Linked DNA regions of Mus musculus: all the other regions are linked to region 1. Evidence: chromatin loops called from intact Hi-C (ENCODE). Cell type or tissue: left cerebral cortex. All regions are shown on one strand.

Region 1 (2,500 bases):
GAATTTGTATAATAGTAATGGTCAAGAAAAAAAAGAAAAGGCAGGTATTGAGGCCTGGTAGCATGTGGGCCTTTATAATCTGAACATGCAGAGGCAAACAGATCTAATAAGTTTGAGGACAGCCCTGGTTAGACACGGCTCCACAGACAGGCGATCTTAACAAAAACCAACAGGTAGACCTTGTATATACTCATTTGGAATAAGCTACTCCAAAGCATTGCAGAGTGACCAGGTATCTGGCTACAAAATTTGTAAGTTTCTGGACTCTTCCTAAGGAGAAAGAGAACAGGTTACATGGTTACTACCTCCGCGGAGAACACCAACCCTTCCAATACAGAGCCTAGGATTTTCTTTTTGTTTTGGTTTAATACTTTTGTGTCTGAAATGACAGTTTAAAATGCATGCGCATTTTCCTCTACCTGCCCGCCACTCAGTTTCTGCCCCTAAAAGGCAAACAATGTCAGCAGTTTAAAGAGATACATGTGCTTCACCGTTTTCACTTCAAATAGGATACACGTGTTAAACTAACCGCGACCACAAAGAGGACAAATTGGTCTGGATACTTACTCATCATCCTCCGCCAACCGCTTGTGTTTCTTTCTACAGTGAATGGAAACACTGTTGGAACAAACAAAAACAAACCAGTCACTCACGACTGGAACGTAAATGTAACGTTTCTGCACCATGTATTTGTCGCCTCACTCATCCGGATCTCCCGCCACAAATTGAACATTCCTTCCTTGGCCGTGATAGACCCACACAGGTCCCAGGTGATCACGATTTGCCAGGGGCTCCGAATAAAATAACCTCAGACAAGAAAATCTGAAGTTGTCACTTCTGTCGGGGCAGTGACAGTTGAGCACTCGCTCCAAACCCATTTCTGCCCCCAACATTGCCGATGAGGGACCCAAGTGTCCCAGAGGCATTCAAAGTTGTCCCGGCCGGCAGCCGGCGGCCGCGCGTGTGGAGGGAAGCGTCCAGGCCGAAGAACCCTCGAGGGTCGCCCGCCCTGCGCCCCGGGACTCACGGTTAACGTCCCGAGAGGTTAACGGGCCCGCCCCGCCTGCTCACCGTCCGCGCGCTGTTCTCCCGCCCGGGCTGCTCGGCGCGCCGCGGACACCGGGCCGCGGGGCCAGGTCATGGCCGGCGGCTCCTGGCGGGAAGGCCCGGCCCGCGAAGGCCGGTGGCGGCTGCAGGAAGTCCGCGCTGCCGCTCAGAGGGAGGCCGCTGAAGGGCCGGCCGAGGGCTGCCATGGCTTTCCAGACGAGGCTGCGTCCGCGACCCCAGTCGTTCGTTTTCCCAGACTCCGCAGTGGCCGCCACCAACGCTACCCACGATTACCTGCCTCTGAGCCCTCTTCGGCCCCCCAACCTCACGCCTTCTAGAACCCTCCACTCCGGACCGCCCAGAGACACGTCGGGATTTGTTGTGTATAGAGGGCCGCTGTCGTGAGGCATGCCGGGAGTTGTGGTCCTTAAGGACTACAGGCAAGATGGCCGGGGGTGTACCGGACGAATTGCAGGAGGTCAGGTCGCCCTCACCCGGCCAGAATGACAGACACCCAATCCCTATACAGAACGTTTGAGCTGGGCGTGGTGGATTCCCAGCTCTTATCAGGTGGAGGCAGGATAATCAGACACATTCAAAGCCAGACTTTGACTAAGTAGCATGGTCTAGGCTAGCCTAGTCTACGTGGGACCCAGTCCAAAATAAAAAGTTACACGTTTCTGTTTCTTCTGTAGTAAACAGGATAAGAAAAAATGTTTTCAGAGTTGAAGTGAGTAGTGAATGAATTAAAAATCTAGAGGTGGGGCTGGGCATAGTGGTGCACACATTTAATACCAGCACTTTCTGGGCAGAGGAGGGAAAATCTCTGAATTCTAGGTCAGTCTGGTCTACATAGTGACTTCCAGGCCAGCCACTGTTACGAAACAAAATATAAAAAAAAAAAATGCCTAGGAGTGGGACCTGACAGCTGGAGTTATTATTCTAGAATCTATGGTGAAAGGAAAACCAACTCTAGAAACTTGTTCTTGAACTTCCTTTCGTGGGGTGGGGGTGGGGACTGGCTTGGTTTTGTTCCCTGGTTACACATGCACTCTCATGCACACATATAACAATAACAAATAGAAAATTAAAAGCTAATAAAACTCCGAGAGGGAAGTGCAGCTGAGTGGTAGGGTGCATGTACTCCACCACAATATTTATACATGAAGCAGGTGGATGTGTGGCACATACTTCCAGTCAATCCCAGCTATAGGGAGGTTGAAGCAAGAGAATGGTTGAGTTCAGCCTTAACAACAAAACAGGATGTCAAGGCTTAGAAAACTCTACATGTGTGTACTTGTAATGCTATCTTTCAATTGTTTCTGTGTTTTATCATAAATGAAATTTTTGATGTATTGGATCCCATGGACAATTACTAAAACCCCCAGAGATTGGGAGAGCAATTGGAGGGGAAAAGCAGAAGTTCAGCCTTGTATATCCAAAGATGGTTAAT
Region 2 (2,500 bases), 160 kb after region 1:
ATTTGTGTGCTGGCAGCTGCCTGAGGACCAGGGCACAGATGTCCACTTGGTTGGCCCGGCGCTTCAGAACAATCTGGTCAGCCAGGCAGCCGGGAAAGGTGCCCATCATAAACTTTCGAAGGAAAACATCCTCCAGGGTTCTCTCTGCAGCATGATCTTCTCCATCCAGGTTACCTAAAGAGGACAACACACAAGCAATCGTCAGCCAAGGGAGCTGTGCAGACCCCAGACCTGACATGGAACAGGCCTGGGCACGCTAACGGAATAGGAAAACATTCTAAAATCCAAAGCGCAGGGATGGCAAGACGGCTTAGCAGGTAAGCGTGCTTAGTGTAAACACCTGCCAATCTTGGGTCAACCCCGAAGTACACCTTAGAAGCCAGATTTACTTCCCCTGTTGTAGCTGCCTTTGAGTCATCTCATTAAACCCTCAGTCCACAGCTCCTCACACAAAAGCCAGAAGCAGTGGCACACACCAGTCAGCCTAGCACTCTTACAACGAGATGACGGAGAACTGCCCAGGAAGTTCAAGAGATGCCTGGAGTCCAAACCACAGCAGACACGAGAAAGAGAGAGGCCTTGTCTCAACAAGGTGGTGTGGAGACAACTGCCTCAGAAAGTCGCCCTCTTCTGACCCCCACAGATGTACCATGCACACATGCACATACACTTGCACACAGTAGTAATTTAAATAAAATCCAAAGTGCCACATAGTCACAATATTTTTTAATCGAGAGATTAATAAATAACTAATTTTGCCTGTCCTTCTCTTTAAAGGCACTGCTAATGTATAAGGCTGACTCATTAATATGAGTTATAACTCAGGCCCAAGGAAAGATTAACAAGGGCTAGAGAGATGGCTCATCGGGTAAGAGCACTGACTGCTCTTCCAAAGGTCCTGAGTTCAAATCCCAGCAACCACATGGTGGCTCACAACCATCTGTAATGAGATCTGATGCCCTCTTCTGGTGTGTCTGAAGACAGCTCCAGTGTATTCATATAAATAAAAAAAATAAACAAATAAAAATAAAAATTGAAAAAAAAAGGAAAGATTAACAAAATTTTCTCCGTACGCAGGTCAGTCTTCTTGAGCTCACAGACACTGGACAGCATCCCAGGACCACACAAAGTGCCATGTCCCCAACACAAAGGCACAGTAATGATTGAAATACGGCTCTGAACTTCCAAAAGGGCACATTTTACAATATAAGCTTGTTCTACCTCGGCTGGGGGCCTTGTTCTGCCCACCTCCCTGAGTGACCTTGAATGACTTGGAGGTTACAGATAAATTTTAATCATACATTGTAAGCATATGCAAGGGTTGAGGGGTTGAGCAGACAGCAGGGTGGGTATAGTGTCTGCCCTGCAAACCTGAGACGGACCTGAACCTGGAGGCCCAGAGCTCAGGACAGTGGTAACAGCATCTGCAACCCCCACGCTCCCACCGTGAGATGCAGCCAGAGGCAGGACAGTCTCCAGACCTTTGTATGCCAACTACCCTGGCACACAAAGGTGGTGACAAGAAAGAGACCCTGCTTCAAACAAGATGAAGGCAAGGACTGGCCTAAGGCGGTCATACACGGACACCTGCACTCACACGTGAGCATGCACATACAAATGTGGATAGACAATTTATTGTCCGGGAGTCAAAACTCCAGCATCACTGAAAGATAAACAGGCAGGTGACAGGTGCACACCTATACTCGCAGCACTGAGAAAAATGAGGCTGGCGTGTGAGAGTTCCAGCGCAGCCTGAGGTACACTGCCACACTCTCTTAAAGATGGTTCAGCAGGCAAGGGTGCTTGCTTGATCCCTGGGGCCCCATATGGTAGGAGAGGGCTGACTCAGACAAACTGAACACATCCATACATATACACACACAACATGCATACTGAAATGGAAATGAACAAGAAAAATACAAAATAGGAAGTAGGGGGAGAAAAAAAAAGCCTAAAAATACGGGTTCTGTGAGCCATGAAGACTGTAGCACATTCCTGCAGTTTTGTACTTGGGTGAACACCGCATTACATAGGGCACACTCTTCCAGGTCTAGGATCCTATGTAGACTTCACTACCGCATCGCCTCCGGGCTATTACACATCTGTAAATTATGGCTTGCCAAAAAAGCACTGTCAAACCTTGTTTGTAAGCATGCAAATACTGTTCTATGGAGGCTCAAATGAGACTTTAGCAAGAAATATTCAAATTCCTTTCAATATGCAAGAATTCCTTTCTTTCACCATCCTAATATGCCCATCACTCATATGTTCTGTTGTCGGTAACATGTACAGTGTGTGTGCAGGCTTGCTCCCTTGACAGACGCATGGAGAAGACCAGGGGTTAACAGCCAATGTTTTTCCTCTATCACTATTTGCTGCTCGTTTATTTTCTAGCAAAACAGCTGCTCTTCCAAGACTGGCTGGCCAGTGACCCCCAAGAACCAAATATCTCCTTCACCCTCACACCCCTTGAGCTGTGGCACCAAGTGCTCATTTAGGA
Region 3 (2,500 bases), 150 kb after region 1:
AGTGAAATATAAGATGAGCCAATATGAGCCTATACTCAACAAAGACTTCCGAGGCAAAGCAAAGCAAACCGATACTCAAGCTGCCACTGTCTGTGGGGTCATAATTATATTCTTTCTAAACATCTGGCCTCTGTTCCTGTTTGCTTTAGCAAAGCATCCTTTTACCTGCGTGCCCCGGCAAAACATCATTTAACACAAGTGACTGTACAAAGAAACTAGAAGTTTCCTCTTCAGGTCAGTGTGAAGGGATGTGTAGACCTACAGGAAAAGCATGCATGCCCCACCCTCAGTGGCTTTAGTACTGTCACAGAACGGGCTCAGGAACCACTATCATTCTCTCTGATCACCAAATCAGCCCATTTCCTCCTCTCCCTAGAGGCTGCCATTCTAAAACAAATGCTCACTCAGTGTCAAACGCTAACTTTATCCCAGTTTCAGGTGGACTGTGCAGATACTTGAAGGGTTTAGGCTCCAGTTGTTGTTGTTGTTTGTTTGTTTGTTTGTTTGTTTTGTCTGTCCTGGCACAGCTGATTACTGTCATCCCCTAACAGTCTCAGGGAAGTCTGGTAACAACCGATTTTCCTGGTGGCTCCTGGGGCAAGTTATTCAGCAGAAAGCCAGCCAACTGCAGAAACCTCTAGGGAACCAGGAAAGGTGATTCCCCCATTCCAGAACCTGGAGTACCAGTCTTGCTGCGACCACTTGGAACGTCACTGTCATGTGGAGCCTGCTGTGGCTGTCATCTTTACGATTTCCTTCTCTTTTATTTAGAGTGTGAGTGTTTTGCCCATACAGATGTTTGAGCACTGTCTCTGTGCCTGGTGCCTGTGGAGGTCAGGGGAGGGTTCCTTGTCCCTTGGATCTAGAAGTGGGGTTGCAGATAGTGGTGAGCCTCCATGTGAGTTCTGGGAATTGCTCTTTACCCTTCAAGCCATCTCTCCAGCCCCAAGAGATATAGTTTTAACTCAGAACACAGCCATGTCCCTCAGAGTCCAGTAGCTCTCTATTGTTAATAGAGGTCTGCTAAAGCTGCAGTTTGCTTTTCCAGAAGAGCAGTAGCGCCACCTATAGTTGCTCAGAACCGTCCAGGCATGTGGGCCTGGGTACCAGATGTTTTCCATGGATATCTCTGTCCAGGCCTGATGCGAGGGTTCCAGAGAAGGAAAGCAAGTGCAGGCAGGGAGACGAAGTCTCTGCCGCGCCTTCCAGGTCTCATGGTAACTCTGAGCTGCTCTGAACTGAGTCGGGTGGGGCTGGGCCCATGAGAGTGAGGACCTCAGGTGGCTCTCTGGGAGAGAAGATCTCTCTTTCCATGTGTTACAGCTCTTGGAACAAAAGACTCAGATGAAGGAGTAGTTCTCGCACACCTTTAATTCCCTGGATAAGATTTATATACAGTTTTAGGGGTGATTCAGGGTTCGACAGCAGGTATCTATCACTGGCTTGAACTGAGAGTTTGGGGGGAACATTATTTGCATGTGAGAAGGCTTGGTGCTGTTAGCTACATGACTGATAGCCACACACCTCTCCTGGGGGTGGGGTGGGACTGTGGGGGCGGTAACTTTGACAGGAGCCAGGGATCCTGGAGACAAGATCAAACGCCCATGTAGGTGGAAATCACCACCCACCGGATCCCACCCGGGTTCAAGACCTCAGCTCAACTGGAGACCAGGGTGTTTGTGTGCAGCCCACTGCCCCACACAGGCAGCTCATTTGGAAACTGGGAATAGAGACTTCCTGGGCAGAGCCTGATGAAATCCTGTAAATCCTGTGGTGACAGCATCTGGGGAGAATGAGAGGGTAACAGGGTCTCCCCGGGGAGCGACATGGCTAAAAACCCAAAACAGTGAGGCCCTAGATGGCTCTGCTGATTCTGCTGATTCAGAAATGCTCCCATAAGTGAGGCAGTTAGTTTTACCACTCACTTCCCACTGCCTATAACCCCGTTCCAGGGGTCGACGCTTCTTCAGGCACCTGCACATAGACTAGCCACATACAAACATATTCATAATTAAAATAGAATCTTACAATTATTTTTTAAGCATGAACTCACCAAGTCCTGCCAGTACTTCCATAATTCATCCAAGTTAGTGGAGGAACGCTCTGCCTTGATCTGCAATGATCAAAAACCATTTGAATAAACCCCGTGAGCAACAATAGCATCCCTGGAGACCCAAGTTTGTCAGTAGGGCATTGTGGGAGCTGAAGAGCCCTAGTGAGAAGTCCTGAGCCAGTGTGTATGTGAGTTGGGGACAATGCCACAGCCATGGAATTCTTGGGCTTCCTGACTGAAAACTAGAAAAAAAAAATCAAGTATACAATTGGACACCATGGGCAGTTGAGTGGATTTCTAGGCATGAGAGGTTACTGCAGAATTTGGACATGTCGTTAAACATGTCCTTCTGAAAGTTTACATCTGTCCCAGAGATCAGAGATATCAGCATGGGTCAGAGAAGCTGGGTTGTATGTATTTTGCAGCACTCAGCAGAGGCTGCAGAGA

The links. Hi-C counts contacts between places; a loop is a spot of excess contacts. Peaks named below come from ENCODE experiments on the same cell type or tissue, not always from the same donor. Only the 100,000 strongest peaks of a DNase experiment are listed, where the experiment ranks them.
Region 2: a loop joins it to region 1, with 2.4 times the contacts of the local background. A loop is called at or near these places in 2 of 42 quality-filtered maps.
Region 3: a loop joins it to region 1, with 2.3 times the contacts of the local background. A loop is called at or near these places in 2 of 42 quality-filtered maps.

The regions. Positions count from the first base shown.
Region 1 is chr11:5,540,806-5,543,305 of GRCm38, forward strand. It overlaps Ccdc117 (coiled-coil domain containing 117), which reads right to left and starts at 1,412. Exons shown (of 5, transcript NM_134033.2): 1 at 1,072-1,412; 2 at 568-618. The coding sequence starts at 1,253. In left cerebral cortex, a CTCF peak has its summit at 1,562; a DNase peak (open chromatin) is centred at 1,451; H3K4me3 peaks cover 1,784 bases; H3K27ac peaks cover 630 bases.
Region 2 is chr11:5,704,559-5,707,058 of GRCm38, forward strand. It overlaps Mrps24 (mitochondrial ribosomal protein S24), which reads right to left. Exons shown (of 4, transcript NM_026080.3): 4 at 1-174. Among named protein-coding and RNA genes, the nearest start is that of Mrps24, 1.9 kb to the right of the region's middle. In left cerebral cortex, a CTCF peak has its summit at 969 (motif pointing left); no DNase peak of the experiment used is centred here; H3K4me3 peaks cover 876 bases; H3K27ac peaks cover 329 bases.
Region 3 is chr11:5,690,890-5,693,389 of GRCm38, forward strand. No RefSeq gene overlaps it. Among named protein-coding and RNA genes, the nearest start is that of Mrps24, 16 kb to the right of the region's middle. In left cerebral cortex, a CTCF peak has its summit at 1,068; a DNase peak (open chromatin) is centred at 1,063.